Linked DNA regions of Homo sapiens: all the other regions are linked to region 6. A link is a loop called in an ENCODE intact Hi-C map of the cell type or tissue named here. Cell type or tissue: OCI-LY7. All regions are shown on one strand.

Region 1 (5,000 bases), 51 kb before region 6:
ATTTTTGCTTTTCTAGTAATTCAGAAATCCTCAGTGGAAAGGCTGTTTATTAATATGAGTTATCTCCAGACAGGGCAAAGGTGTGGTCTATGGATGCTGTGGATTAGCAATGACCAGGCTCTCAGGTGACTCCACTCATGTGATTTTCACAGAAAGACTGCTGTCTGGCCAGTGAGCAGCACAGGGCACTGTGAGTCACACTCAGTGTCTGCACAGTGAAAACCCAAAACTTGCCACCCCCCCCAAACTCCCCAGGGCTGGGTAGATGGAGTCTGCACTCACTGACACAGATTTAGCAGCTAGATATGGTCCCAGCACCCCCACCTTCTTCCAAGTCCTGTGTGCCAGACACCCCGACAACAGCTCCCAGATACTGATAAATCCATCGGGAGAGTTGGGGGTAGGCAGTGGGAGCAACACACTTGCATCCATAACCCCTCCTTTGTGAGGCCACTGAAGGGGATAAGAGAGGCCTGGAGAAGCCATTCCAGCTCTGGACCTCAGGAGGGCTGTGTCCACTGTGACCTGGGCACCTATTCTCCTGTGATATTCTATCATTTCTCAGGTAGGGACAGGTCTCACGTCCTGGGGAAGCCCCCTAGCCTGAGTTCTTGCCCTGTGTTTCACTCTCACCCTTTGTCCTGATTCCTCACCCACGATCATCTTTGCTTGCAGGTTCCCTCTCTCAGCCTTTGCTTATTCAGCTGCCCTCCCTCTCTGCACATCTGAGAAATGCTATAAGACTTCCCTGTACCCCAAGTAGTGGCTGCATTGTTGGAGGCTGTCACATATTCTTGTACCAGCAGAAGTCACGGAGCCTTCCCCAGTATCTCCTGAGATACTACTCAGACTCAAGTAAGCACCAGGACTCTGGGGTCCCCAGTCACTTCTGTGAATCCAAAGATCCCTCGGGCAATGTGCAGGGATTCTGCACATTTCTGAGCAGCCTGAGATCAAGTCCGACTATTACTATTTTACATATCACAGCAACAGTGGCACTTTCACTGTGCTCCAGACTTACGGGGAAGTGAGATTAGAACCTCCCCTGCATTCTCTCTGCCTTGTGCAGGCAACAATACACTGTCTGGGACCGAGTGTGGCTCATCAGTAGCAGCTTTGTTGTTTGTATTTTTCATTCTTCAGTACAGGGTGGGACCTTTCTACTGGCCTCCATTAATAGTGAGAGTCAAACAAGACAGTCTGTGGGTGACTCCAAAGTCTAACTCAGGGTTTCCTTATGTTAGTTAGCTTGGACTACTCTTGGCTCCTCCCCAGAGATCTCAACTTCTCTGGAATTCTCCAGGTGCCACAAGCACTGATTTCAGTCTTGGCCTTGCACCTCCCCTGAGCAGCTTCTGACTCTCCTCTCATTACATCTCCATTTATGGCCTGTCACCCACTCAATGTGTTAAAAGGTAAAGCATTTTGCAAAGTACTTATCCTGAACTTTAGCCCCAAATCCACCCAGCTTCCCTAGCCCAGGCCAGCTCTGCTTCTTATGAGGCTGATGAGAGGTACAAGGGCTGCGACCCTTGCTGAGTCCATTCCTGAAAATGCCCCCAATAAAGCCTGATTAGTGCCAATGCCACAGGACATTGTTCTGTTTCCTTTGCAGGTGGTGCCCAGTGAGGAAAGTTCTTCCTCCTGAATATGAATATTTTGGAGCATGAAACAGCTGAGCTGATCTGGGGAGGGGAGGCAACCCCTTGTGATGGTGGTCAGATTGCTTGGTTGGGATTGTCACAGACCATGTGATAATGGGATTATATTGCATATCACAGATGCCCTGGACCCTCAAGTGTGCTGGGGAACTCTGGTTAAAGAATAGAAGTGATCCCTTTGTTCATATTCACTATGCTGGATGCCCTTTTGAGATCCCTGCAGGACGCTAACCCTCTGACTGCAGCAGCCTTGCCCTTTGATCTGAAGCTTTTATCATACATTGTCCTGCTCAGGGGATTTGGGTGGGGCGTTACTCCTATATATCATCACAAGAAAGGGATTCTCTGGAGACTAAATGCAAACTGGAATATCCCCTGGAGGCTGTCCCCCTGATTGGGAAATATGAAGAGACTAGGGGTGCTCAGTGTTTAAAATAAAACTTCAGAGAGTAGAGTCTGAGTGTAAACCCTTCAATTCCATTTAATCTCTACAAATGTATATAATGTCAAAACATAGTTATGTCATATATTTACACATGTGCACACAAATCTATTAATACATGTTCATAAGTTCACACATATGCTTTATGTTATACATATATGCATTTATACATCAACTGATGTTATTATAATCATAGTTTTACAGACTCAATTTTCCTTTGGGTTTTTCCACATTTCCCCACTTTCTTTAACACTTATTTCTTGAAAATTTTGGTGGCTGCTTACTGAGATTTTACTAAAAAAGAGCTTCAGAATTTCATTTAGAGTAGATCTTGTGGCAAATTCTATTTTTTTGATCTGAAAAAATGGTATTTTTTCTCTTTTTTATTTTTAAAACTTATCTTGAAGCATAATATGTAAAGTGAAATTTGCAGATCTTAATTGTAAATTTCAGTGTGCTTTTTATGAACACATATACTCATGTGCCCCATGCGTACTCACAACATTTCCATTGCTGCAGAATTAAAACATTTTGTTCTAGTCAATGAAATTATTCCATTACAGAATAGATATGTGTACCACATAGAATGTGTACCTGAGACACACTTCCCCTGGGGACTCCTTATAAAGTGCGGTGAATTGTGTGTCTTTTTTCCCATTGAGGAGGCCAGTGTGGAAAACTAAAGACTGAGATGATGTAGAAAACTGCCCTGAGAGGGAACCTCACTCTGCCCTGAGGTAGGGAGCCAGCACTGGTCAAGGCCCCGGTGGAGGATGGCAACTCTGTTGGGTCCACCTGGCCTCTGGTCACAGGCACGATGGACCTGGGCCTGGGCAGCAGGGGGCGCTGTGGGGCTGGCACTTAGAGTCTGTGGGGCTCTTAGCTGGGAAATGATACCTGGCCCTGGCCTCTGCCTAGGGCTCACTGGGGCCAGCAGCTGGGTCCTCTCTGGGCCCTTTGGGAGCCTCAGTCCAGGTACATCCCAGGCCTACTCTTCCCAGAAATGACCCAGCCACTGGGACTGCACACGGGCCCAGGGAGGGGCACGCTTGGGCAGGGGAAGAGGAGCACATTTGCATGAAAGGCCCATCTCTCTCCTCTAAGGCTAGAGGGTGAACACGAGAGACCTGCCGCGTGGCTTCCTCTGCAGAGATCCGGGGAGTCTGCACCATGGCCTTGACCCCACTCCTCCTCCTCATTGTCCTCCTTCACTGCACAGTCCAGGACAGCACAAAGCATCCTGATCCCCCAGCTCACTGACACCACCTCCCAACTCATGCCAGAACTGTCCTTCCCTGTTCTGCTTTATTCAGTGTATAATGGCTGTCTGTGTTTTCGGGATCCCTCTGGCAGCCCGTGCCGACTCAGTCGACCTCTGCATCTGCCTCCCTGGGAGCCCTGGCCAAGCTCGCCCACACTCAGCAGTCAGCATAGCAGCTATGCCATTGAATGCTTTCGGCAGCAGCCAGGGAAGGCCCATCAGTACCTGATGCAGCTTAAGAGTGATGGAAGCCACACCAAGGGGGCTGGGATTCCCAGTCACTAGTTCTCAGTCTCCAGGACTGGAGCTGACCACTATAGTGTCATTTCTACAATCCCGTCTGAGGATGGAGCTGACTATATCTGTGGTACAGATTGTAGCATTGGTGTGCCGTTTGGGTAAAGCACAGATAAATGGGGAAATGAGACAAAAACTGTTTTTCTACTCTGCTACCAAGGTTGAAAAATGGCTCTCAGAACCAGTGTCTGCTGACCTGCATACTCAAATATGTTATGTGTGTGTGTGTGTGAATGCGTGTGTGTGTGTACTTTAATTTTACGAGTAGAGAGCCAGATATTTTCTGATTCCTGCTTCAAGTTCCCTTGGAAACAGCTTTTTAGGCCAGGCCTCTAGGGAGTGCACTCTGATCTGTAACTATTGCGCAAATATTACAACAGAGCCTGTCTCCTCCTGCTGGTCTGGTGTATTGTGGCTATATAGGGGGGTGCAAAGAAATTCTCCTTTTCATATTCAGACACTGGGACTCAGCTGCATACCTCAGTCCTGTCTTATTGAGATCATTTAAATGATCAATCTTAGAAGAAAACTTCTGACTTAAATAAATTTTAGAAGTCTATCAACATGCTAGAAAGCATATTCCAGATAAATAAAAATAGAATAAAGATTTATAGAGATTGAGATGAAAAGCTTTAAACCCTTTGGGGGTTTCTGAAGGTATTCTCAGGTGTTCAGTGCCTGGGATTTGGGAGTAAGGGATAAGGAGGAGAACTTATTTCCAACACACTGAAGATGACAACAGATAAGCAGAAAGTTACCAAAGAAGGAGGAATAGAAATAGCCATGAATATCATCCTGGTAACCCTGATCTGGAATGAAGGATTTCATTTATTTACTTATTTATTTATTTATTTTCAAAATAAGTACATCTCATGGAGTCCTTGGCAAAAGCTGAAGGAAGTATTGCTTCAGGAAATATCTGTCCAGTAATTAGGAAACTACTAATGTGATTGAGCAGAGACTTCATTAACTTCACATGCAAAGAATACAGACTTGCAGAACCCTCCTGGAAAACCATGAAACAATACATCATCAACAATAACAACTATAGCAAAAACAGCAACAACATCAACCAAAACGCTTTACAAAAAAGTTCTAATTTCCAGAACTGTCACATTATATTATTTAAAATTTCCATTTGTCAAAGCAAAATAATGAGGTAGGTTCAAGACACAGGAACATATTGCCATATATAACGGAAAATAACAAAGAAAAAAACATTAAAAAAACAAAAAAATTAAAAGTTGACAAAAACTATTTTCAAAGAGGCAGAAACACTGGTCTTATTTGACCAATACTTCAACTCCATTATTTCTCCATTTGCTCAAAGAAATTTTAA
Region 2 (5,000 bases), 57 kb after region 6:
TGCAATCTGTGTAAGTGAGGGGCAGAAGGGAAGAGGGGCACAGAGGGAGAGGTTGAACCCAAGGGCAGGTCCTGGCAGTCTGGGCACAGGCTCTGATCAGCCAGGGGGAAGGAAGAGGGAGCAGCTCCTGGTGCCCTGGAGGGAGGGGATGCCCTGTCCCTGCTGGGCCTCCCACTTCGTTGTACCCAGGGAATGCTTTTCAGAGAGGCAGAGCTCTTAGCAGAGTCCCGTAAACCATACAGTGAGTTGGGCAGGTGAGTCCAGGGGTAGGGGCTGTGTGGAGACCTGAGACCAGGTGTGGCCTGGCATGGACACTGCCCAGCTCCATTCTTTTAGGGAGGACAAAGTGGACAGAGGAAGAGACAGGAGACATGGGTGTGTCTGAGCTTTGGGCAGCAGGGGATGCTGTGGCCTAGCCCTGAGGGCTGTGCTGTGGATCCCAGCTGGGAGCCACCCCCTGGTCCTGGCCTGGAGCCCTCTGTCCCCTGCTCACTGGGACTAGCAGCTGTGTCCTCACAGGTCCCTGAGTACCCACAGAATAGCCACACCCAGGTCCACACTCTCCCGGGGTTAGCTTTCCAGGCAGAGGTCAAGAGTCAGAACCCAAGGTGGGGTTTAGACAGCCCAGGAGAGGAGGCTGGTTTGCAAGTCCCTCCTAACCCCCTTCGCCCTGAACTGCTGGAAGGATAGGAGAGACTTGAAGAATCCAGGCCCACCTGAGGGTCCTCAGGACACAGCTGTGTGGCGGGTCCCCACCATGGCCTGGGCTCGTGGCCTCTTTCCTTTTCTCCTTCACTGCTCAGCTGGCTGGGGCCAGGCGTCAGGGCTGAGGATGAAGGGACCAGGATTGCTGTGTGTGTCCCTGTCCACTAACCTGTGTCTCTTACTCTTTGTCTGTCATGATATTCAGGGTCCTGGGCCTGTTCTGTGCTGACTCAGCCAACTGCAGTGTCCAGGTCTGTGGGACAGATGACCCCAGCACCTGCACTGGGAGCAGCACCAATGATGGGAGTATGCACGTGTTTTGGTACCAGCAGTCTCCAGGCTGTGGTGCCTCAGAAACCCTCCTAGTCAACAACACCCTGCCCAGCAGGAGCGGGCCATGCTCTGATTGCCCATCTGGGGTAGTGTCAGTGGGGCTCAGTGAGCAGCTGAGCTTTCACCCCAATATCCTCAACCAGGCGAGCATGGCAGGGCTAGTTTGAGCTGGTTTATCCTCCCATCCACCTATGCCTGATTTTGGCAGGGCCCAGTCAGGAACTGAATTTCAGCCCCCATCCCCAGCAATGAGTTGAATGAAATGGTACAAGGCAGAGCACACCAGCCCTCAGTATTCCCTCCCTGAACCCAGACTCTGGTGGTTATGGGGGCCAGGGAGGACCAGAGCTTTGTCTCCCACCTGGCAATGAGAATACTGGTTGGGGATGGAAGTCAGTGTCGTTGGCACACCTGCTGTCCCCCTCCCTGCCCTGGTGTCAGTGAGTCCTCTTTTTCTCATGAAAGTGTCAGCAGCACTGGAGTACTGAGAGCCAGCGTTCTGCCTTTGCTTTGGCAGTGGGAAGCTGAACCTACAAACCTGTGTCCTTCAACAACTCAACAAGAAGATCACCTGATAAAAGGGAGATTAGTGGTGCCTAGAGGCTCAAAATACAGTATTTAAGGTGTCTAGCATTCAGTTCATGAAATCATTGTCACATCAAGAATTAGGACATTCAGAACCCAAATGAAAGAAGACAGTGACACGCATGGACACTGAAGCAAACTCAGATGCTAAAATCATATGACGGATTTTTAAAGCAACAACCACAAAATCCCTTCAATGAATAATTAAAAACACTCTTGAAACAAATGGAAAAGAAGAAAATCTCAGAAAAGAGAAGTTATAAAATCAAACCAACTGGAAATTAAAGAACCTAATAAACTAGAGCACATTTAAAAAGAAAGTTAAGGCAGGACTCAAGAACTGGTTACATTTGAGATTCAGTCACTGGGTGAGGTGTTCCACACGACATAAAAATACAGTAAAAATAAGTAGGTAAACACATGAAAATCAATGATTCTGGTTTGACTTGGGAAACATTAAAGTGGAAAATATAAAGAATAAAATAGCATTTATTTATTGAAAGAAAGAACTACCTTTAGCTTTTTATCGTTTCCCCATTAATACTCTCTTGAAGATGTTCCCAGGGGACACTGTGAGTCTTCTCAGAGGTGAGAAAAGCCTGAAATAAACTCCCACGAATCTCATTTAATGGGTCCTGGGGCCCATGCTCACTGGTCTGAGTTAGAGGTGATAGCAGGTGCTTCCTCTCAAGTGGTGAAATTAGACCTCACAGCAGCCCAGCCCCCCTGACAGTAGAGCTGCTCTCTCAGCTGAAAACAACAGAAGCAGATGGTGTTGGTGATGGTTTTGGTAAAGTGCTTATTAATGTGTGAACCAAATATATGCCCTTCATCTAGGGAGCTGCATAGGAGATAAAAGAACCATCTCAGGGTCCAGCAGCATCTTAGAGCTCTGCAGATTTTTGGAAAGTTTACATCATGCCCTGGATGCTTCTCCTCCACTTCCCCATCCTGTTCAGTCTTTGCCCAGGTTCATGGAGATTTCAAAGACCAGCCCATGGAGAGAGCCCTCTGTTCTTCCCCATTCCTGTCGTGTCTGTTTCGGTTTCAGTATCCAGTTCTTAGGGTGTGGTGACTGAGGAGCCCTCACTGACTCTTTCCTGAGGAGGGACAGTCACTCTCACCTGTGGCTCCAGCACCAGAGTGGTCACCAACAATTTCTATCCACACTGGATGCAACAGAAGTCTGGCCAACTTTTTGAGACATTGATTTATGATGCAAGCAACAAACATTCCTGAATGACCACCTGATTCTCAGACCTTCCTGGGAGCAAAGCTGCCCTGAGCCTCTGGGGGACCCAATCCATAGGCTAGACTGAGTACTACTCAAGCTACACGACAGTGGGGGTTACTGCAGTGAAAGATCCAGATGGGGAGCCAAGACGTAACCCTGCCTCTGACAGCCTGGGGAGAAAATGATCACGTGATATCAGGATCACATGACCAGAAACCTGAGCTCTCAAGGCGGTCTAAATGTTGCCTATCCTTAAAGAAAAAGGTAAACAGAAGGGTCTACATCAATATTTATTCCTGTTTGTGTCCAAAAGTTGAGGAAATCCATCAATGAGGAGGAACTGTTCCAGAAAAGCGGATTCCTAATATTTTGTAATCCAAAAGGAATAGTATTGCCTACATCAGATCCAAGGAATAAATTTAAATATATTTTTTTGCAGGAGGAATAATCTTCAACGATGTACTTTGCCAGCTAAGAACGAAAGGAAGAAACGTTCTTTGGTATATTAATAACATTTTTTATTAGGTTGTAATTAAGGTGTATTGCACAATTTAAAACATATTAAAATGATTTTTTGTAAGAAATTCTTTTTTCTATATGTTATGTGTTGTATTGGACTCTAAAGAATATATGTTAAAGCCCTACACCCCAGTATTCAAGCACATAAAATCATTTGAAAATCGGATCATTGAAGATATAATAGTTAAGATGAGGTCATTCTGGAGTAGGGAGGTCTCTTTATCAGTGTTCCTGGGTCCTTGTAGGAAGTCAACCATGAGAAGACAGAGAGGCACAGGGAGAAAGTCATGTTAATATGGAGGCATGGAGTGAAGTTACTCAGCTACAATACAAGGAACACCAAAGATTACTAGCAAAGAGGAAGAGCTGCCAGGAAGAATCCCAGGAAGGTTTTCTCTACAGGTGTCAGAGGGAACATGGCCCCGCCCTATGGATTTGGATTTCTAGCTTCCAGAACTGTGAAACAATAAATGCCTTTCATTTTAAATCACATGTGTAGGGTTATTTTTATGGCAGCTCAAGGAAATTATTACACCAAACAGTCATTGTAACTATTTCTGAGTTTGCATGCATTCTCTCATCTTGTTTCTCAGTTTTTTCAACAAATGTGACCATGTCTGTCTTCGTATTTCTTCCTTGTATAACTGGCATTGAAGGTTGACGTAAGTTATTCTCGCTGTCACAAAAATTATATAAACATGTAAATAAGGCTTAATTTTATTTTGTTCGTAGGTACAAATGCAAAACTAATTCCAATTGTTTTGTAAGAAATTTTTGTAAATATTTTTCTCATGTAAATTAGAAGGGTCTCTTGAGTTACTGAAACACTTCTGGCCATTTCTGTGATCTTGTGGTGTCAGGATGAGATGGCTACCATGTTCAATGAAAGCTTCAAATACATTATTATTTTTTCTAGGTTTTTAAAATTTAATACAGTCTAATTAAATAGTAACAGCAGTAACTAAATGCACTGAAAAACAGACAGGTGCCTGCCTATATCTGGAATAAAATTACATCAAACTAGTCTCCATGGTAAAAAAAAAAAAAAAGACAACTGCTGATATCCATGGTTAGACAAGTCAAGGACAACTTGGAATTTCTAAAGCCATTTTTCTAAAAATCAACAGCAACAGGGACACAACTACTTCAAGGGGTAAAATATCTATATCTACATTGTTTTTTATTAACGAAGATTGAGTTGCACCTAAACAGCATGGCATTCTTATCTTTAGCCTTAAAGGAAAAGTGAAAGTATTTTCCATTTGCACCAGTTTGAAATATTTCTGAAATAAGGATTACTTCAAATGAATTATTACATTACTTATACACATAAGAGGGTCTCACATATAGTGAAAAGGCAAACCCAGGATTTTAACGTCAACCTTTTAAAGTTGATTTGATTGCATAAAATGAGAGAGAAATTCTCACACGCATAATCTGTTTAACAAAACTCCTCGGTGAATCAGGATGCAAAATATAAAATGTTCTAAGGAGACTCTGATGAGCAGGCATATAAAATTGAAGTGAAACCCATGTCAGCTTCGTTCCTCCCACTTCTTTGGTGCTTCTATGAGGAGCTCTTTCTCTACTGCAAGAGCCTGGACTTTTGACCTAATGGAGAAGA
Region 3 (5,000 bases), 140 kb before region 6:
CAGAAGCCCTGAGCACTCCACAACACCCCACCACATGGCTTCCTTTACTCCCATCTAGAAACATACTCGAACACTCCCTTCTTACTCCCGCCCTCTCTTCTAATCCTCTGCTTTCATCCCCACCAAATCAGGAAATGCTACTGCCAAGTACATGAGGGACCTCTTAGTCCCCAAACCCATCCCATGTGACACGATTCCCTGCCTTCTAGGAGGGAGGGTTTGGAGGGGTGGGTGGAAATTTTAAGAGGCTGAAGAAAAGACAGGGAAGGAAAAAAGAATGAAGGGGAAAGGAAATGGGCAAGAGCAGGAAGGCCACGGGTGGTCCTAGCTTGTGGTGGGGGCAGCTCGGGCTAAAGCACAGCAGGGGTCCTGGAGCCGAGACTCACTAGGAAGGCCGTGCAGTGGGACTAGGGTCGCCGCCGGAGCCTGGCCACGCAGCTTCCTTACTGGGAATAAGTGGCTTCATTTCTGAAGGGAGAAAGCCCCATGAGCTGCCCCCATTCTCCATTCCCAGATGCAAAGGCCCCCAGGGAGGAGCCGCCCTGCAGGGGAGGAGAGGGTATCTGGGAAGAGACAGAGTGTGATCGCATTTGCTGAGGGTGCTGTACTGCAACGCCAGGTGCCTCAGCTCTGTCTCACTGACCAGCTCTTGAGCCACGGGTGAGAGCTGGGGGTACAGGAGCACGGGGGCGACCCATAGAACAACAGTCTGAAGGGCACCAAGTGAGACCAGCAGTCATGGCCACTGTGAGGGCACCATGGCCGGGGCAAGCATGGGGCATGGGGTGTGCACAGGGAGCAGCTGCCACCTGCTTCTCTGCAGGGCTCCCAGGGTTGGCTGGAGGCAGGAGGCATCCTGGATGAGGCAGGAGATGAGCAGAGCGAGGCCTGCAAAAGGAGCTCAGTGCTGAGGTCGGGAATCAACCAGCATCAACCCAAGGTCCCTGAGAAGTCACGCTGGGCACAAGATGCTGAACACCAAGCTGCCCCAAGACAATCCCATTCTGAAACCTGCATCCACCCAGACAATTTGGCCCCTCCTATGTTCACTCATACCGTTGAGGCCTCAGCAAGCGGAGGAACAACTGACCACCTTTAATAGAGCCTATGCAGTTAAAAGTATCTGTGGAGTTTCAGAATAAAGGGAGGGGAGAGGTGTTTTTAAACCGGTACAGTTTACTCCCTCCTTTGGCCCCAGGAGTGATGTGACTGACTGCTGGTGTCAGTTTGGGGCTGGTGTCAGAAAGGCCAAAAGTGAGGAACAAAGTGAGCCTCACACTCACCTCAAAGCAGATGTTCTCCCCCTCCTTGTCGCAGTCCAGCCACAGCACGATGTAGTCGCAGCCTCTGCCCTCCACCTGCCACACAGCACAGGTTCACACGTACCTGCTGCAGACCCGGTCTGTGCCACCCGCCCCCAGTGCTCCCATCCAGGACAGGGCTTGGTCCCAGGCCCTGAACCTCAGTTAGGAGGACTGGTACCTGGGCTGGGTAAGGAGCTGGCTGTGTTGAGGCTGGCTCAGCCAACAGAAAAGAATTGAGTTTATAATTGATGTTTTTTGGACCAAAAAAAAAAGTATAAATGCAACATGATCTTATACCCCAAAACTGCCCAGAAGAAGGGTTAAAATGAAATAACCCTAAATGATAACAGCAGTCGTCTTGGGTAATATGATTATGCATAATTTTTCTGTCTTTCTACTTATCTGCACTTTCTAATTTTCCATAATCTGTATGCATTTGTTTTAAAATTAAGGAGAAAAACCCCCCGACCAAACAAGCTATTTTAAAAGCAGAAGGCCTGCTCTCCAGGACTGAGGGTTGGCAATGGCAACTGCCTTGTGTGTTGGGGGTGCCTGCAGGTGCCTCGTGGGCCAGCAGGGGGCACTCACAGAAAAAGCTAGCAAAGGCCCCCCTGTCCAAGGGGGATTAGGACTCAAGCAAGGGTGGGCAAAGACATGGCAGCTGTGGAGGGTGGGGAGCCCCGGTGTGCTCATGCCCAGGCCAGCCCCACGCACCTGCAGGAACTTCACCATGTTCAGCTTGGGGTTAGCTTCTTTCTTCTCCGTGGGAGCTTGGCTGAACAGTTCTGCGGGGTCCACTTTGTCCCATTTGTTGTATTTTCCTACAAACCAGTCACAGTGACATTGAGTCACAGGAGCTCAGCCTCCGAGACCATCATAACCCCAGGAGGATGTTGGCCTCATCCCACAAATGAGGAGGGGAAAGCTTGGAGAACAATTTGCCCAGGGTCATCCTGATGATCAGAGGCAGAGCCAGGATGTGGGTTCAGGCCTTTGGTAACCCCCTCCCATCCAGCCTCCTTTCTGCTCGGCTGCTGAGCGGACCCACCACACCCCGGCCAACCACAGGAGCCAAGCAAGCTCTCGGGGGGCTGCCACTCTGGCCTCACTTCCGGGACTTTCCCTGTGGCTGGGAGCACCATTCCTGGGCTGGGTCTCTTTGCCTGAGCACTGGACCCCACAATGGTGCCTTCATTGACACTTCCAACCTGAGTTTCTGGAACTTTGTCCTTCCACCCAGCACTCTGTGGGGGCACACATGTGTGCAGTCGTTCCTGTTAAAGGACCATCTTTTTGAGCCTCATGCCCAGCACATTCACCTACTCATCTACAGAGACCCGGTTCTTGCATGCTCAGCTGTCTGGCTTTCTTTTAGGCCCCATTTCTTTTTTTTTCTGAGACAGGGGTCTCGCTCTATCACCCAGGATGAAGTACAGTGATACGATCACGGCTAACTGCAGTCTCGACCTCCCAGCCTCAGTCCATCTTCCCACCTCAGCCTCCCAAGACTACAGGTGCGCACCACCATGCCAGCTGATTTAAAAAGAATTTTGTTTTTTTTTTTTTTTGTAGAGACAGGGGTCTCACTATGTTGTCCAGACTAGTCTTGAACTCCTGGGCTCAAGCGATCCTCCCCAGGCCCCATTTCTTGCATCCTGGGAGAATGGGGTCAGACAGAGCCAAATTCAAATCCCGGCTCCCCACCTGCCAGTTGGAGATAAAACTTGGGGTCCAAATGCTCAGCCACACAACTCAGTCACCATCATTGTCATCACTGTCATCAATGAGCAGCAAGAACAAGGGCTGAGGCTTTGCTGTGTGTCGGGCCCTGTGCTGAGTGCTTTGCCCTCACTGTCACACTGAATCCTTAGCCTTGGGAAGCAGATGGCATTGCTGTGAGACCCATTTCACTATGAGAAGTGTAAACTCAGAGGCCGTCATTGCCCACATCCCCAGCCAGTGAGCCGGCAGAGCAGGGGGAAAAGCCTGGATCAGACTCTTGCCAACCACATGGCCCCAAACCTACACCCAGCAGGTCACTAATACTGGCGCTTCCAAGGTAATTGATAACAGTAACAATATAGGAATGACAACGACAGCCACCAAATGACCGACAGATGACGGTCAACTTGGCAACAGCAGCAGCCTTCTCTTAAATGCCTGCACAGGTCAAGCCCTTCCTAAGATAGGTGCTGCCACTTTGTCTACATAGGAAGGCACACAGGGAATGCAGCGACTAAGGGGTGCCGCTATGATGGGGACCCAGGGCTGAGTTCCAGAGCCTGGGTTCTGGGCACCGCACCAGGGACCCTCTCATTGCTACTTCATGATCTGCTGGCCTTATGACTCATGGAGTTGGGACAAACTTCCCTGCCTAGAGGCATCTCCTGGCTTCAACTGGACCCTGGCCAGTGCCATGCAGAACTCCCTTCAGTAGGATGGAGGGTAGAGGGGCTTACCCAGGAAATCCAGGGTCATCACGTGACCACAGACAGACGTCATCTTGAAGCGCACTGGCTGGCCAGCAAAGGTCCCAGTGTACTCGTGGACTGAGCAGGCCCCGTTCAGCCCTTTGTGTGAGGACAGGCTCCCTGGGGATGAGGAAGCACAAAGTGACTGGCTGCTTCAGCTGAGCTGAAGACCCTGTGGAGACCCCAGCCCGGATGCCACCTCCCAGAGGGCCAGAGTCCTCCTTCCCCAGAGTGGTGAGTGACGACATTCCGCAGACTGGTGCGGGTAGTTGGGCACTGAGAGGTGGGACGGCGCTCAGGGAAAACAGCATCTGCCAACAACCTAGCACAGAGCACTCTCGATGCAGAGCCCCAGGCTGCCGGGAGCCAGGAGCAGGCAGGGGTGGGCTCTTTCTCTGTATTTATGTTTTCACTCTTCAATTCCATTTTTGCCTCACTTCATTGAAACGTTATTCATCGTTTACTAAAACAGACTCCAGATCTACTCTCGGTTACCAGGGACCTTCTAATTATCGAATTCTCACCCTCTCCACTGACCATACTCAGCTGTACTTTCTCAGCTTCTGGGCACCGGGCACCACTTTTGGGGCACCGTCCCCTGCGGACCATGCCTTCTCAGCTGAACGAGGGTCTCTTCCCCTCTCAACTGCTGGACCAAGGGGAGGCCAGGTAGGTGCCTGTCATTTCTGGGTACCCAGCATCTAAAACTCTTCCTATTTGGAGGGAATTCAAAGATAGGGGGAAACAGCACCCTACCAACCACCCCAGTGGCCAGAGTTGGGGGTGAGTGGCAGACATTCCCTCTCGAGCTCCCTGGTGTCTCAGTAGTGCCTGTGGCCATAGCTCAGTCCATTGGCTACTCTGGAGTGACGTGAGGTCCACAGGACAGTGGGAGTATCCAGGGGTGACAATGCCTGGGGCATAGCCTCATCAGACCTTGACTGGGGTGTAGTCCTGGCTGCGTCTCCTTCCTTCCAGGGCTGGTTTCTACTACCTGTACCTAATAGCCCCACCAGGCCCAGCATATGGATAATGACTGTCCTTCAATTTCATTGTAAATTGTGCCTTGTGCCTTATGGGAACCCCAGCTTTGGCACATTGCCAGGAGTGGAAGCAAATGCACCCCACTGTGACATACTGAGATGCTTCATTACCACCTGCCGACCCGAACCAAATCTACCCCAGCCAGGGTGGAATCACATTAGGAAAAAATGTCCTGTAACAC
Region 4 (5,000 bases), 81 kb before region 6:
CAGAAGTAGCAGAAACAGGGTGGAGAGGAACAAAAGTTATAAAGAGAAAAAGGAAACTTACACTAAAATTGTAAGCTTAAATCCAACCATGTGAATAATTTCATTAAATGTAAATGAACTAAGCACATATATTAAACACAGAGTTTGTCACACTGAGAAAAATAAAAAACAAGAGACAAGCATGCGATTCTATAATAAACTCTAAATAGAAGTATATACACAAAAGTAAAATGATAACACAAATAAACACCTAGTTAAAATGGCATAAAGCATTACTTCAATGTTAATTGCATCATTCTGATTTTCTAAATTGCATATTGTGTTGTAAGATGCCACTTTTGAGGAAAACTGGTTGAAGTGTAACTAAACCTTTATTACATATTTTTTCACCTTAATGTGTATCTATAATTATGTTTACAGAAAACATTAAATGAAAGTAAAAGGATGGAAAAGTTTTATCATGTAATCCTGAATTAATAACACAAACATATAGTGTGGATATTTCTTTGCGTTTCTTTTTTGTTGTTGTCGTTGTTTTTTGAAAAAGTCTCATTCTGTTGCCCAGACTGGAGTGCAGTGGCACAATCTCGGTTCACTGCAACCTCTGCCTCCCAGATTCAAGTGATTCTCCTGCCTCAGCCTCCTGAGTAGCCGGGATACAGGCGCCCGCCACCACACCCAGCTAATTTTTGTATTTTTAGTAGAGATGGGGTTTTGCCATGTGGGCGAGGTTGGTCTCGAACTTCTGACCTCAGGTGATGTGTTCACCTCGGCCTCCCAAAGAGCTGGAATTACAGGCATAAGCCACAACGCCTGGCCTTTTTTTGTTTTGTTTTGTTTTTGAGACAGTGTCTCACTCTGTTGCCCAGGCTGGAGTGCAGTGGTGCAATCATGGCTCACTGCAGCCTCAAACTCCCAGGCTCAAGCAATCCTCCCACCTCAGCTTCACAAGTAGCTAAGCCTACGGGCACGCACCACCATGCCTGGCTAATTTTGCTTATTTTTTGTAGAGACAAGATCTCACTATGTTGCCCAGGCTGGTCTGTAACTACTGGGCTCAACTGATCCTCCTGCTTTGGCCTCCCAAATTGCTGGAATTACAGGCATAAGCCACCACACCTGGCCCAGTATGGATAATTCATGGGTAAAAAATGTAATACTTGAAAAACAAATTAGATGTTTTCTTATTATTTCCACATAGCAGAGTACTAACTGTAGGACATTGGGATGTACTTTTGAATAAGAAATGAAGGTTTAAAAAAAGATAAAATAAAACAAAATAAGTGCCTAAAACTGACTGGTGAGGGGTTTACCCAATGCATGAGCAGTAGAAAGAATTTAATTTTTTGCATCCAGGATACTAAAAAGTGGAAAGATAGATTTCTTTTTTTTCCTGTTTTACTTCTTTTGGGTTGCTCTATTTGATCTAATTAAAAAGCCTATTACTCCTATGCTATGCTGATGGAAGAGAAGTCTTCTCTAACTTAGTCCCAGTGAGATTGCCTCCTCTGGGCCAACAATGCTCATCTAGAACTTGGAATTTCGATAAATCCATTCTGAGGTGATGAGCAGCAGCAGCACCAGAAAAGTTGATCCAGGCCATCTAGGACCCTCCAGGGAAGGGCTCAGGCCTGTCAAAGAGGCCTGATAGAAACTGGGGCCTGCAGTCAGTCAGGGACATTGAAGCTCTCCTGACACGGTCCCACCAGCTGGGAAAACACTCGGGGTCTCCCTCGGGTTTGATCAGATGGCAAGTTCCCCATTCCCTGATTGGCCCAAAGCTTTGACCTGTTGGACCCGGGGCCTATCAAAGGCCAGGTGTCCTCTCCCCATTGGAAACCTCCCTAGGCTCAACTCTTCTCTTCTCATTCTCCTGCTGGCCTGGGAGCATCCAGGCCAAGGGGTGAGGTGGGGACAGCCCTACATTAAGTTTTTATTTCAAGGTAGAAAATCTGTCCCCTTGATTGTTTGGGAAACTATAAAAAGACTAGGGCAGCTCAGGGTCTAAAATACAGCTTCAGGGAGTACAGAGTTAGAGTGCAGAAACTTCAATTCCATTTACTCTCTAGCAATTTACCTAATATCAAAACATACAGTTATGTTATGTTTACAAATATGCACGCACCTCTATTAATATGTGTTCATAAGTACATACACATGCACCATTACGTTTACACATACATGCATGTAACACCAACTGATGTAAAAATCATTGTTTTATGTACTCAGTTTTCCTTTGAGTTTACCCTCTTTTCTCTACTTTTTAAAATATTTATTTCTAATTTGGGGAGCTACTAACTGAGATTATTTTTCATCTCACTGAAAAACAGTTTTAGAATTTCCTGTAGAGCAGTTCTGCTGGTGGCAAATTCCATCGGGTTTTGTCTGAAAAGTAGCCATTTTCTCCTATTTTTTCTGTTTATTATATAGAAAGATAACTTATATAAAGTAAAATTCACAGGTCTTAATTATACAGTTTGATGGTTTTTACAAATGCAGATGCTCATGTAGCCAACAGTCCGATCCATTCTCACAACATCTCCATTACTGCAGAATGGAGACATTCTGTTCCAGTCAATGTAAATTATCCCATTACACCTACCAAATAGAACGTGTATGAGAGACACCTTTCTCCTGAGGACTTTTGCAAAGTGGGGTGGATCATGTGTCCCGCTCCCACTGAAAAGGGCTAAATGGAAAACTAAAGTCTGAAATAAAATAGGAGGCTGCCCTGACGAGGGGTCCCACTTTGCCCTTGGACAGAGAACAGGCCGTGGTCAAGGCCCTGGTCCGGGCAGAAGCCTCTGTCAGGACCCACTGGCATCTGGTCACAGACACGATGGACCTGGGCCTAGGCAGAAGGGGGTGCTGTTGGTCTGCTGCTGAGGGCTCTGTGGGTTTCTCAGCTGGGAAACCAAACACTTGAACTTGGTCTCCACGCAGGGTTCACTGGGGCCAGCAGCTGGGCTCTCTCTGCACCCTTGGAGAGCCTCAGGCCAGGCCCAGCCCAGGTAACCCCTCCCAGAAATGTCACCCCACCACTGGGACTGACACTCAGGCACACGGAGTGATTTGGTTGGGCAGAGGAAGAGGAGCACATTTGCATGAAGGGCCCCTCTCTCTCCTCTGGGACTACAGGGTGGGTAAGAAATACCTGCAACTGTCAGCCTCAGCAGAGCTCTGGGGAGTCTGCACCATGGCTTGGACCCCACTCCTCTTCCTCACCCTCCTCCTCCACTGCACAGGTCAGGATGGCCCTCAGCACCCTGACCTCCAGCTCACTGATACCACCTCCCAAACTTATGCCAGGAATGTCCTTCCCTCTTTTCTTGACTCCAGCCGGTAATGGGTGTCTGTGTTTTCAGGGTCTCTCTCCCAGCTTGTGCTGACTCAATCGCCCTCTGCCTCTGCCTCCCTGGGAGCCTCGGTCAAGCTCACCTGCACTCTGAGCAGTGGGCACAGCAGCTACGCCATCGCATGGCATCAGCAGCAGCCAGAGAAGGGCCCTCGGTACTTGATGAAGCTTAACAGTGATGGCAGCCACAGCAAGGGGGACGGGATCCCTGATCGCTTCTCAGGCTCCAGCTCTGGGGCTGAGCGCTACCTCACCATCTCCAGCCTCCAGTCTGAGGATGAGGCTGACTATTACTGTCAGACCTGGGGCACTGGCATTCACACAGTGACACAGGCAGATGAGGAAGTGGGACAGAAACCTCAGCCTGCTCAGGGTCTTGTTATATGACAAGTTTTAAATTTTCAAATATGTTTTATATGTACACACTCCACTTGGAAGCACCGTCTGGTTTAAAATGTTTCTACTCTCAATTTCTCATTCAAGTTTTCTGAAGTCTCAGGAAAACTAAAAACAGAAACAAAAATATCATGATGACTATGAAATATTACCTAATTTTCCAAATATGCTGAATTCAGTGCCTGTGGAGCTAACCATTTTCTCTTGACAGAAGAAAAATGAGCCTTAGAAATTGTTTCCAAATCCTGAAAGAGTCATCATTCCATGTACTCAGGACAGATTTAGAGAGTGCTGACCCTGCCCTTTGAAAGATGTTATTTGCCTCTTAGTGCCCAAATAAGGAAGGATAATTAGGAATCAGAAGCCTACCTAGGGCTCCCCTCTCTCCTCTCAAAATTGCACTTGGTGTCATATTGCCCTAGAATTTATGCCTGGTGCTGGCAAATATTTTTAAATTTATTTTTTAATCTTTTCCTTTTCTGCAATCAAATTTCTTGAGGGGCTGAGAAGAAGAAATAGGCCCAGAGAGAAGCAAGGCAGTCTGGGTGCAGGCTCTAGACAGCCCAGGGAGAAGAAAGAGGGAGCAGCTCCCTGTGTCCTGGAGGGAGCCCTGTCCCCATTGGGCTTCCTGCTCTGATGTCCCCTAGTGGAGGCTCCTCAGGGAGTCCAGCCTCCCAGAACTGCCCTATAAACCTCACAGTGAGCTAAGCAAGTATATCCAGGAAGGAGGGTCTGTGGAGATGTGAGACTAAGGTGTGTTATGGCCTAAACACTGCCCATCTCCATCCTTCTTGGGGATGACAAAGTGAACAGTGGAGGAGACAGGATACATGGGTGCATCTGGACCTCAAGCAGTAGGCTGTTCTGTGGTCTGTCCCTAAATCTTGTGCTGGAGACCCCATACGAGAGCCACTCCCTGACCCTGGGCTGGAGCCCTCTACCCCCTGCTCACAAGACCAGCAGCTGTTTCCTTATAGGCCCCCAGGGAGCCACAGAACAGCATCAACCAAGACCATCCTCTTCATGTGTCAGCTTTTCAGGGAGGGATCGAAGTCATGGCCCAGGAAAGGGCTTGGACAGCCCAGGGGAGGAGGCTGGTTGGTATGAAGGATGCCCTCCTCACCCTGAGCTGCTGGAGGGAGTACAAGGGACTTGGAGAGCCCAGGCTCAGTTGATGATCCTCAGGATGTAGAGCTATGTATGGGTCTCCACTGTGGTCTCTCCCCCGCCTTCTCCTTCACTGCACAGG
Region 5 (5,000 bases), 190 kb after region 6:
ACCACCACCAGCAACCACAGTGAGGCAAGCCAGTGGGCCGCAGGCTCTAGCATCCAGCAGCCAGGCATGGAGCAGCTCTCGCTGATGGCCGGCTCCTACCACTCTGACCATGCTGCTGTCTGTCTCCATGGCCATCTTCTTTCACTACAAAGGAATAAAACTAGGTATCAATAAGAAAAGTAATTTTGGAAACAATACAATCACATGGAAGTTAAACACTACCCTCCTGAATAAATGACTAGCAGGTCAATGAAGATACTAAGACAGAAATTCAAAAATTTCATGAAACAAAGGGTAATGAAAACACAGTATACCAAAACTTGTTACGCAGAAAGCCATACAAAGGCAGAGATTTACAGCTACAAGTGCCTACCATCCAAACAAAAGAAAAACTTCAAATAAACAATACATCTTAAAGAACTAGTAAAGAACAAACTAAACCGAAAATAAGAAAATAAATAAGATCGTAGCAGAAACAAAATTGAAATAAAAAACACACAAGATTAAACGAAAAGTTGGTTTTCTGGAAAGCTAAACAAAATTGACAAACTTTTAACCAGGCTAAGAAAAGAGACAAGATTCAAATAAATAAAATCAACAGATTAAAAAAAGGAGACATTACAACTAATACTTCAGAAATTCAAAGGATCATAACTGGCTATTATATGCCAATAAATTGGAAAGCCTAGTAGAAATTGGCAAATTCCTAGATGCATACAACCTACTTAGGTTAAACAATGAAAACATCCAAGACCAGAACAGATTGGTAACAAGTAATGAGATTGAAGCCATCAGAAAAAGTCTCCCAGTAAAGAAAAGCCCAGGAACTGATGTCTTCACTGCTGATGGCTTCACACCAAACAATTTAAAGACCTAGTACGAATCCTGCTCAAACTATTTTGAAAAACAGGAGGGAATACTTCCAAACTTATTCTATGAGACCATTATTACTGTGATAACAAAATCAGACAAAAGCATCAAAGAAGGAAACTACAGGCCAGGATCTCTAATATTGATGCAAAAATCCTCAACAAAATACCAGTGAATCAAATTCAGTAATACATTAAAGAGATAATTCATCATGATCAAGTGGGATGTATCCCTGGGATGCAAGGGTCACTCAACATACAATGTGATACATCATATCAACCAAATAAACGACAAAAACAGTATGATCACGTCAACTGAAACCGAAAAAGCATTTGATGAAATTCAACATCCCTTCATGCTATAAATCCTCAAAGAAACGGGCACAGAAGAAACATACCGCAACATAATAAAAACTACAGGAAAGACACCCACAGCTAGAATCATATGGAATGGGGAAAAACGGAAAGCTTTTCCTCTAAGATCTGGAACATGATAAGGATGCCCCCTGTCACCACTGTTGTTTAACATAGTACCAGAAATCCTAGCTAAAGCAATCAGTACAGCCCCTGATATGGCCCCCAACCCACCCTGCCCCCTACCACCAGCAGTGTCGCCCCCCCGCAACAGCACACCCAACATACCCAAGCCGCCCCGCCTCCCCGCACCATGGGCATTACAGCACCCCATAGCGCCCTCAACCCGAAACCGCCACCCACCCCCCCACCGCCCACAGCCGCACAGTGCAGCCCCGGATAGCACACTTAGCCCACCTCACTGTTGCCAGCAATACAGTCTGGGATAGTGCCCCCAACCGGCTCCCCGCCAAAGGCAGTGCAGCCCCGGTTTGGGCTCCCAAACCATCCCCCCGTGCAGGCAGCACAGCCCCAGATAGCACACCCAACCAGCCACCCAAGACGGGCAGTGACGCCTGAGATAGGGCTCCCAACCGGTCCCAGGCCACCCGCAGTGCAGCCTGGATAGCGCGCTTACCCCAACGCCTTTCTACGCTCTGGCTGGCTGCAGTGTCCATCGCTGCCACCAACCACAAACAGGGCTGCAAACAGGAAGGATTTTATTCACCGTCGATGCGGCCCCGAGGTGTCCCAAAGCGAGGCAGTGCCCCCAAGGTCTGTGCAGAGCAGAACGCAGCTCCGCCCTCGCGGTGCCACCGGCCCGCCCGCCCGGGTCTGTGCTGAGGAGAACATTGCTCTGCCTTCGCTGTATCTCCGAAGTCTGTGCAAAGGAGAACTCAGCTCCGCCCTCGCAAAGGCACACAGCGCCGGCGTGGCGGAGAGGCGGACAGCGGCGGAGAGGCGGACAGCGGCGGAGAGGCGGACAGCGGCGGCGCGGCGGAGAGGCGGACAGCGGCGGAGAGGCGCACAGCGGCGGCGCAGGCGCGGAGAGGCGCACAGCGGCGGCGCAGGCGCGGAGAGGGGCACAGCGGCGGCGCAGGCGCGGAGAGGCGCACAGCGCGGCACAGCGAGGCGCCGGCCCAGACTCCACTCCCCAGCTGTGAAAGGGTAAGAACTGAGGGTGGCTGAGACTCGGGGTTGTTCAGGGCGGGGTGGGCTCTGGACCCAGCAGGCCCGGCACCCAGGTCAGGGCTCCAGGGGAGGCCAGGTGGGCGAAGGCCAAGAAGGGGCCGGGGCTGGTCAGGAAGGGCTCCTGGTAACCAGAGCACTTTGCGTGAGCCAGCGTGGGAGGAAGGTGGGCTGGATGAGCTAGGGAGGCGCCGGGAGGGGCCTTGGCAGAGGCGACCCCCTCCGTCAGCCCCCAGGCCACTGAACCCTGGGTAGCGAGAACCGACAGGGGAGGCTGCATACAGAGGAGTGGAGGCTCCCCGGCTTTGGGGGCTCTGAGTAGAAGCATCTAGGGGGTCCCTCAAGAGGCCCCCAAACGCCTCCCCATGGTGAGAAAAGAAAGCGCAGAGAGGGGCACGGCTGTGATTTCTTTTATTGCCCCAAATGTACTTCATCTTGGTAGATTTCTATTGGCTTTAAAAATGTGTGTGTTTTGCTGTTGGGGAGTGGGGTGTTATACGGATGTCAGATTTTGCTGGTTGACTGTTCAGATCTTTTGTAAATCCTTGCTCCTTTTCTGCCTAGTTTCACTCTGTCACTTACATTAGAGTGCGGTGGCACGAACATGACTCACTGCAGCCTTGACTTCCTAGGGTCAAGTACTTCCCCTGGCTTAACCTCCTGAGTAGCTGGTACTATAGGTGTGTGCCGCCACACCTGGCTAAATTTAAAATTTTTTGGAGAGATGAGGCCTTGCTATGTTGCCCAGGCTCGAACTCCTGGCCTCGAGCTATCCTTTGTCTTTGCCTCCCAGAGTTCTGGGATTACAGGCATGAGCCACTGTGCCCGGCCTCTGCCTAGTTTTAACAGTTGCTAAGAGGAGGATGTTGAAGTAGATGTCTTCTTGGTGGGTTAATCCTTTTGTCATTAAGCAGTTGTTATGGTCACTTCCTTTTCACCCCATTGGTGAAGGAGGGGTCCCTGCCCTAAAGTGTAGGAGATGGCTGAACACGACACCTGGCGTGGATGGATGAGATTGACAGCAGTGTTTTAGTCACATATACCCACAGCTCAGAGGAGGACACTGCATGCCACACAGGGTCAGATGGGCACCGCACTCTGTAGCGGAGTGAGGGCTGTGGGCTGAGGAAGCAGGCAGGCTTGATAGTAACAAGAGCACACAATGACCAATGGTTCCCGAGGGGGAATGCAGTTGGCTTGTTTGAATAAATTCATGGGCTGGCAGACAGGTGAAGTGAAGCTTCTTAGGCTGAGGTGCAACTGTTTGGCTGATAAAAGAACTAGCCAGGTGGGGAGCCTTTCCTGTTGGGTGGCAGGGTAGGGGGTGTCTGGTAGAAACAGGAAAACCCACGGCTAGGCCTTTGGGGCCCTGTGAGGCTCAAAGATGTCAAGGCAGCATAGGAAATTTTAGATCTTAAAATTCAGCGAAGACCCTCTCCAGCTCTGGTAAATTATTTTGCTTGAAGTCTACTTCATGAGATATTAATATATTCACTCCTGCTTCCTTAAAAAATTAATGATTTCACAGGATATCTTTCTCCATTCTTTTACTTTCAACCTACTTAGGTCCTTAAGTGAGTTTGAAGTTTCTTATGAACAGTATTTAGTTGGGCCATGTGTTTATTATAGGCTCTCCATCAATCTGTCTTTTGGTTTATTTAGACCATTTACATTTAAGGTGCTTATAGTTACATAATTGCTTATGTCTGATGTTTTTATTATTTGCTTTTTCGTTTCCTTTTTCTTTCCCTCCATCTTGATCTATTTCTGTATAATGTTGTTGCTCGTATCTCTTTGTATAGTCTTAAAGTGTTTGCTCTGGATGTTACAATATGTGTATTGTAATACAGTAGTCTACTGGTACCAGTATTTACCACTTCAAAGTGTGGAAACCTGCCTTGCATTTATGTCTCTTTACCTTTTCCACTTGTATAAATCACTGGCTTGAGTATTAGGTGGTGGTATAGTTTTTGTTTCAGTCGTCAAATGTGATTTTAAGAACTGTGGATTGTCTCGCGTATGTATCCACATTTCTGGTCTTTCCTTTGTCCCTCCTCCTATAGTCCCATATTCATCCCTTCTGCATAAGAACTTTCTGTAGCCATTTTTTTGTTTTGATTTTTTTGTTTTAATTTTTTGTATTGTGGAAATGACAGAACATATTTCTGTAGCCACTTTTTAGCATTTCTAAATTGACCAGTGACAAATTCCTATATTCTCTTCCTCTGAGAATGTCTTTATTTCTCTCTTCATTTCTGAAGGGTAGTTTCATGGGATATAGAATTTGCAGCGAACAGTTTTTTTGTTTGGTTGGTTTTTTTGTTTGGTTGTTTTTTTTTTAAACACTTGAAAATGTTGTGCCACTTCCTTCTGGCCTCCATGGCATTTGAGTTGGCGTGTCCCTACAGGCATTCTGCCATTTTTGGTCTTTGTTTTTAGTTTTGAAAGTTTAATTGGTGTTGCTTTCTTTTGGTATACTTTGAGGTTTGCTCAGCTTCTTGAATCTGTAAGTTTATATCTTTCACCAAATGTGGGAAGCCTCAGGAATTAGTTATTTGCATGCTTTCACAGCTCTGGTCTCCTATGGGA
Region 6 (5,000 bases):
GGAGGCAGAGGTTGCAGTGAGCTGAGATTGCGCCACTGCACTCCAGCCTGGGTGACAGAGTGAGACTCTGTCTCTCAAAAAAAAAAGAATAATTAAATTTTGCCATATGCAGCAACAGGGAAAACCCTGGAGGATATTACACTGAGTGAAATAAGCCAATCTTAGAAGGGGAAATGCTGCACGGCCTCATTTATATGAGGTATCTAATTTTTTTTTTTCGAGACAGAGTTTTGCTCTTGTCACCCAGGTTGGAGTGCAATGGCGCGATCTCAGCTCATTGCAACCTCCACCTCCCGGGTTCAAGCGATTCTCCTGCCTCAGCCTCCTGAGTAGCTGGTATTACAAGTGCCTGCCACCACACCTGGCTAATTTTTGTATTTTTAGTAGAGACACAGTTTCACCATGTTGGCCAAGCTGGTCTCGAACTCCTGACCTCAGGTGATCCGCCTGCCTCGACCTCCCAAAGTGCTGGGATTACAGGCATGAGCCACCACGTCCGGCCTATAGGAGGTGTCTAATATACTCAACCGAGCAGAAATGGAGTAGAATGCTGGTTGCCAGGGGTAGGGAGAGAAGGAAATGGGGAGTCACTGCTCAAGGGCTATGAAGCTTTAGGTTTGCAAAATGAACAAGTTCTAGAGATGTGCTGTACAACACTGTGCTTACAGCTGACAACACTGTATTATGTACTTAAAATTTTATTCAGAGGGTATATCACACATTAAACGTTCTTATTAACATGAAAAAGGGATAGAAAATACCATGAAACCACTTACAGAAAGCAAGTATGGCAATCCTCTGTCCTTTGTCTTGGGAGAAAGTTTTGGCCAAGAGACAATTTAGGCAAAAAAGAGAATTTACTGAAGAAAAACAGAGAGCAAATAGTTTATTTAGAGAGACAGTGTACTCTGGAAGATAAGGCAGAGCGGGCTGCTGATAGAGAATGAGCCAGCGGCCCGAGAAATGTGCACTGAGTTTTTATGATATTGCACTTTTTCTTGGAGTTCCCACCTCTGTTTTAAGTCTCCACCTTTTTTTCTTTCTCTAGTTTTTCTGCTTCAGCCTTAAGTCCCTGCCTTTTCCCCACATAGTTTCCAGCCCAGGCTGTGGGACCCTCCCTTAACACACACATGGGCCCAGTGTTTGATAGGAATTCTACCTAATGGCTGCATTGCTCATTACTGCCACCCCAGGAAGGTTGTATGGTGGTCAAATCTATACTTACTGTACCTGCATCTCTCTTAGAAATTTCTCCTTTGCTCTCACCCCTATTATCAGCATGCAGCTAGCTACATTCTGACAGGTTAACTTCAGAGTGAGTGAATACTGGGTGTCTTAAGGGGCTTTGTTCTGGCATAGGTATTTACCCTAATCTCTGTTCGTATCTAGCATGTGTGCTTTGGGTGGTCTCTGGGGTGTGAGATTTTCCAGAACTCCCTTTTCTCAGGGGCTGCCCCTCCTGCTTCTGTCTAGCTATCTGCCTACTCTAAAGTTAGTATTAGTATGAAAGCTTTTATGAAAAACATTTTTTTCCAAGAAAAGGGAGGCATTTTATACTGGTGAAATAAGGTGTTCAATGACAACACATAACAACTGTAAATTGTATGCACCTAATAAAATAGCTTTAAAGTATTTGAAGCAAAACTGTCTCTTTTAGCAGAATTAAAAAGAGAAATAATCAATCCATAATCATATACACAGATATTAATACAACTCTCTTATTAACTGAGTGAATGACATGGAGAAAAAAGAGTATACATACAAATACGTGAAAACCATGATTAACAAAATCAATCCAGTGACACCAGGAACCCAAGCCTGAAGGGTAGTTGCTTGAGTATGCATTCATGGATGAACGCATCCAATGAATCATCACAGGAACAAACAATTGAGGCCTTCGTTTATGTATTTCTAACTGATGTTAAGTTTTTCCTTCCTATTCTGTGAGTAGAGGTGGATCCCTGTGGAAGGAGCTGCCCGGGTCTTTGCTCCAGAAGCTGTCTGCATTCTCCCCTCACTGTAGCCTCGTCACATTAGGCCATTGTTATATTTCCCATATGTCCTTCTTCTAGTAATCCAGGAGCCCTCAATGAAAAGGCTGTTTATTAATACCAGTAGCTCAGGACAGAGCAGGGGCATGGCTCATGGATGGTTTGGACCAGGCCCTTAGATGACTGCACTCACATGATTCCCACTGAGACTGCAGTCTGGCCAGTGAGCAGCAGGGGCACTGTGGGTCTGTCTCACGGTCTGCACAGTGGCTATTCATAGCTGTGCCAACCCCTAAACTCCCCAGGGCTGGGCAGTGGAGCCTGCACTCACTGAAGCCGACTCAGCTGCTGCATCTTCTCTGGGTGTGGTTCCAGCACCCACTTCCTCCCAGGTCCTGCCAGACTCTCTCATCCACCAGTCCCCAGGTCTTGAATAAATGCATAGAGTGGGGTGGGGGCAGGCAGTGGGTGGGACACATTTGCATCCATAACCCTTCCTCTGTGAGGCCAGTGGAGGGGATAAGAGAGGCCTAGGGCAGCCACTCCAGCTCTGGACCTCGGGAGGGCTGTGTCCACCATGGCCGGGGCCCCTGCTCCTCCCTGCTGCTCCCCTCTCACTTATCAGGTAGGGACAGGCCTCAGATTCCTGGGAAAGCCTCCCAGTCTGAGTTCTTGCCCCGTGTTCCACTCTCACATTTCATCCCTGCTTACTCACCCATGAGCATTTGTGTTTGCAGGTTCCCCCCACCTCGGCCTGTTCTGACTCAGCCACCCTCCCTCTCTGCATCTCTGGGAAATTCTGAGGCTCACATTTACCCTGAGCTGTGGCTTCACTGCTGGTGGCTAGCACATATCCTGCTACCAGTAGCATCTAGGGAGTGCTCTCTAGTATCTCCTGAGAGATGATATATCTCCAGTGGGATAGATATCTCAAGAGTGGGCTCCTGATAAAAGGATAAAGTTCAACCCTATTTACTCATTTTCACACTCTTCTTTGCCCTTTTTCCCTGAGATAATGCAGCAGAAAGACCCTTGCCAGATTTCAGCATCTGCTTGTGGACTTCTAAGGTCACAGAAATCTCAACCAAATAAACTTTTAGTCTCAGTAAGTTACCCAATATATGGTATTCTATTGTATCAGAAGAAAATGGAGAAAATGGACTAGGACAGCACGTGTAGAACAGTCTGCTAATCTGACTCAAGTAAGCACCATGGCTCCAGGGTCCCCGGTCACTTTTCTAAATCTAAAGATGCCTCAGCCAATGCAGTAATTCTGCACATCTCTGGGCTGCAGCCAGAGGATGAGGCTACTACATATCTCAGCAGCCATGGCACTTCCACAGTGCTCCAGAACCCCAGGGAAGTGAGACTAGGACCTCCCCTGTGTTCTCTCTGCCTGGTGCAATCACCACTGTCCTGCCTGGGACCAACTCTGGCTCAGGGATTGATTCCTGTTGTTACTTTTTCAGCCAGTGTCTAATTTTCCTAGGATATATAGATGTAAAATGTGTTTTTTTCTTAAAATGTTAATTTGATATATTTTTCATATCTTTTCCCCTTATGATGCCTACAGTGGAGTAGGTCAGTTCTTAGAGCTAAGTTTCCCTCCAGGAAGATTACAGAAGAGGAAGGAGATGAATAACCTACACGTGCTGTCCTAGTCCATTTCCCCCATTTTCTTCTGATATAATAGAATATCATATGTTGGGTAACTTACTGAGACTAAAAGTTTATTTGGTTGAGATTTCCGTGGCCTTAGAAGTCCACAAGCAGATGCTGAAATTTGGCAAGGGTCTTTCTGCTGCATTATCTCAGGGAAAAAGGGCAAAGAAGAGTGTGAAAATGAGTAAATAGGGTTGAACTTTATCCTTTTATCAGGAGCCCACTCTTGAGATATCTATCCCATTGCCAGGATAAGGGCACTAATCCATTCATGATGGTGGAACCCTCATGACCTAATCACCTCTTAAAGGTCCTGCCTCCAATTACTTTTACCATGATAATTAAATTCTACCATGAGTTTTGGAGGGGATATTCAAACCATACACATGTCCAAACTAGGGCCTAGACCTGACTTAGAGATGTGTGTGGTCTGAGAACTTCTGATCAGCTGGTTGGTCCAGCATGCCCCAACCCCAGCTCCACTGACCAGCTCCAGGAGTGAGTGAGGTCACCTTCCTCACAACTGCTCATTCCAGCCTGTCTCTGAACTGTTCACTCCTCTTGAGGTTCAGAGGATGCAGGTCTTTGTGGTTCCAGGGATGTTGGGCAAACAGTCTTTTCCACAGTGGAATATGACTGTGCTTGTGACTTCGCAGTGTGCAGAGGACACTCAGCACCTGCCTCTCCCCACCGACTTTGTCAGGCCCATGATTATCACCCTCTCCTTCATCCCAAGTTCATCTGATACGCATGCCAAGATTTCAGTGAGGCTGGGGACACATAAGGATGATGATACTAAAATGAACAAGTTCCATTTCATAATAGTGGCAGAAGATCAGAGATCTGTAGGGGAGTTGTGCCCCCACTCTGAGTATTTAGGAAGCAACTCTAGGGACATCTTGCTCTGCTTCTCCCTTCTCTGCACAGGTGAAAGAAGGAGCCTGTGCAGACAATCGTTCATTAGAAGCTCCTGCCTTCTTCCTCTTTTCCACCCCCCAGGACTGGATGGGGCCTTTGTAATGGCTTCAAATTATAGTGAGAGTCAAACAAGACAATTGGTCAATGACTCCAACATCCCTCTCAGGGCTGCCTGACATGAGACAGGATGGATTGCATCTGATACACCCCCACCCTTCTTTCTTATCGGTATATTAGGTTTTTCTTATTGATGTGAACACACTCTACATTATACAAAATAAGTTATATTTATATTTCAAACCTGTGATGGTGATTTTTAAATTATAGTAAAAATATACATATAAAATTTACCATCTTAATCATTTTAGGTGTACAGATCATAAGTATTAACTATATTCACATTGCTGTGCAACAGATCTGCAGAAATTA

What was found. A loop is a pair of places that touch in the nucleus more often than their neighbours do. Peaks named below come from ENCODE experiments on the same cell type or tissue, not always from the same donor. Only the 100,000 strongest peaks of a DNase experiment are listed, where the experiment ranks them.
Region 1: it touches region 6 in a loop (4-fold over the local background); 5 of 110 quality-filtered maps call a loop at or near these places.
Region 2: it touches region 6 in a loop (3-fold over the local background); 9 of 110 quality-filtered maps call a loop at or near these places.
Region 3: a loop joins it to region 6, with 21 times the contacts of the local background. A loop is called at or near these places in 3 of 110 quality-filtered maps.
Region 4: it touches region 6 in a loop (2.8-fold over the local background); 4 of 110 quality-filtered maps call a loop at or near these places.
Region 5: a loop joins it to region 6, with 13 times the contacts of the local background. A loop is called at or near these places in 2 of 110 quality-filtered maps.

The regions. Positions count from the first base shown.
Region 1 is chr22:22,057,804-22,062,803 of GRCh38, forward strand. It overlaps IGL, the pseudogene IGLVIV-66-1 and the pseudogene IGLVV-66. Among named protein-coding and RNA genes, the nearest start is that of TOP3B, 78 kb to the left of the region's middle. RefSeq lists an enhancer at 1-721. In OCI-LY7, CTCF peaks have their summits at 2,934 (motif pointing right), 3,144 and 4,051 (motif pointing left); DNase peaks (open chromatin) are centred at 1,028, 2,958 and 4,048; H3K4me3 peaks cover 926 bases; H3K27ac peaks cover 2,642 bases.
Region 2 is chr22:22,165,666-22,170,665 of GRCh38, forward strand. It overlaps IGL and the pseudogene SOCS2P2. Among named protein-coding and RNA genes, the nearest start is that of VPREB1, 77 kb to the right of the region's middle. RefSeq lists enhancers at 2,163-2,252, 2,403-2,462. In OCI-LY7, a CTCF peak has its summit at 389; DNase peaks (open chromatin) are centred at 416, 1,506, 2,276, 3,046 and 1 weaker place; H3K4me3 peaks cover 4,368 bases; H3K27ac peaks cover 5,000 bases.
Region 3 is chr22:21,970,594-21,975,593 of GRCh38, forward strand. It overlaps TOP3B (DNA topoisomerase III beta), which reads right to left. Exons shown (of 18, transcript NM_001282112.2): 3 at 3,764-3,895; 4 at 2,019-2,125; 5 at 1,284-1,358. Among named protein-coding and RNA genes, the nearest start is that of TOP3B, 9.7 kb to the right of the region's middle. In OCI-LY7, CTCF peaks have their summits at 1,880 (motif pointing right) and 2,080; a DNase peak (open chromatin) is centred at 1,858.
Region 4 is chr22:22,027,798-22,032,797 of GRCh38, forward strand. It overlaps the pseudogene PRAMENP, IGL and IGLV4-69. Among named protein-coding and RNA genes, the nearest start is that of TOP3B, 48 kb to the left of the region's middle. RefSeq lists enhancers at 853-922, 1,571-1,700, 2,400-3,180, 2,558-2,817, 3,181-3,960 and 2 more and a silencer at 3,608-3,727. In OCI-LY7, CTCF peaks have their summits at 2,847 (motif pointing right) and 3,046; DNase peaks (open chromatin) are centred at 3,014, 3,634, 4,734 and 4,964; H3K4me3 peaks cover 3,728 bases; H3K27ac peaks cover 4,927 bases.
Region 5 is chr22:22,295,822-22,300,821 of GRCh38, forward strand. It overlaps LOC105372952 (a long non-coding RNA gene), which reads right to left and starts at 2,331. Exons shown (of 3, transcript XR_938055.3): 1 at 1,861-2,331; 2 at 1-144. It also overlaps IGL and the pseudogene BMS1P20. RefSeq lists a silencer at 2,124-2,423. In OCI-LY7, CTCF peaks have their summits at 1,781 and 2,783; DNase peaks (open chromatin) are centred at 1,850, 2,300, 2,773 and 3,636; H3K4me3 peaks cover 3,472 bases; H3K27ac peaks cover 1,879 bases.
Region 6 is chr22:22,108,846-22,113,845 of GRCh38, forward strand. It overlaps IGL. Among named protein-coding and RNA genes, the nearest start is that of TOP3B, 130 kb to the left of the region's middle. RefSeq lists an enhancer at 2,418-2,497 and a silencer at 2,818-2,887. In OCI-LY7, CTCF peaks have their summits at 1,183, 1,384 and 2,215; DNase peaks (open chromatin) are centred at 1,206, 2,296 and 2,766; H3K4me3 peaks cover 1,129 bases; H3K27ac peaks cover 1,913 bases.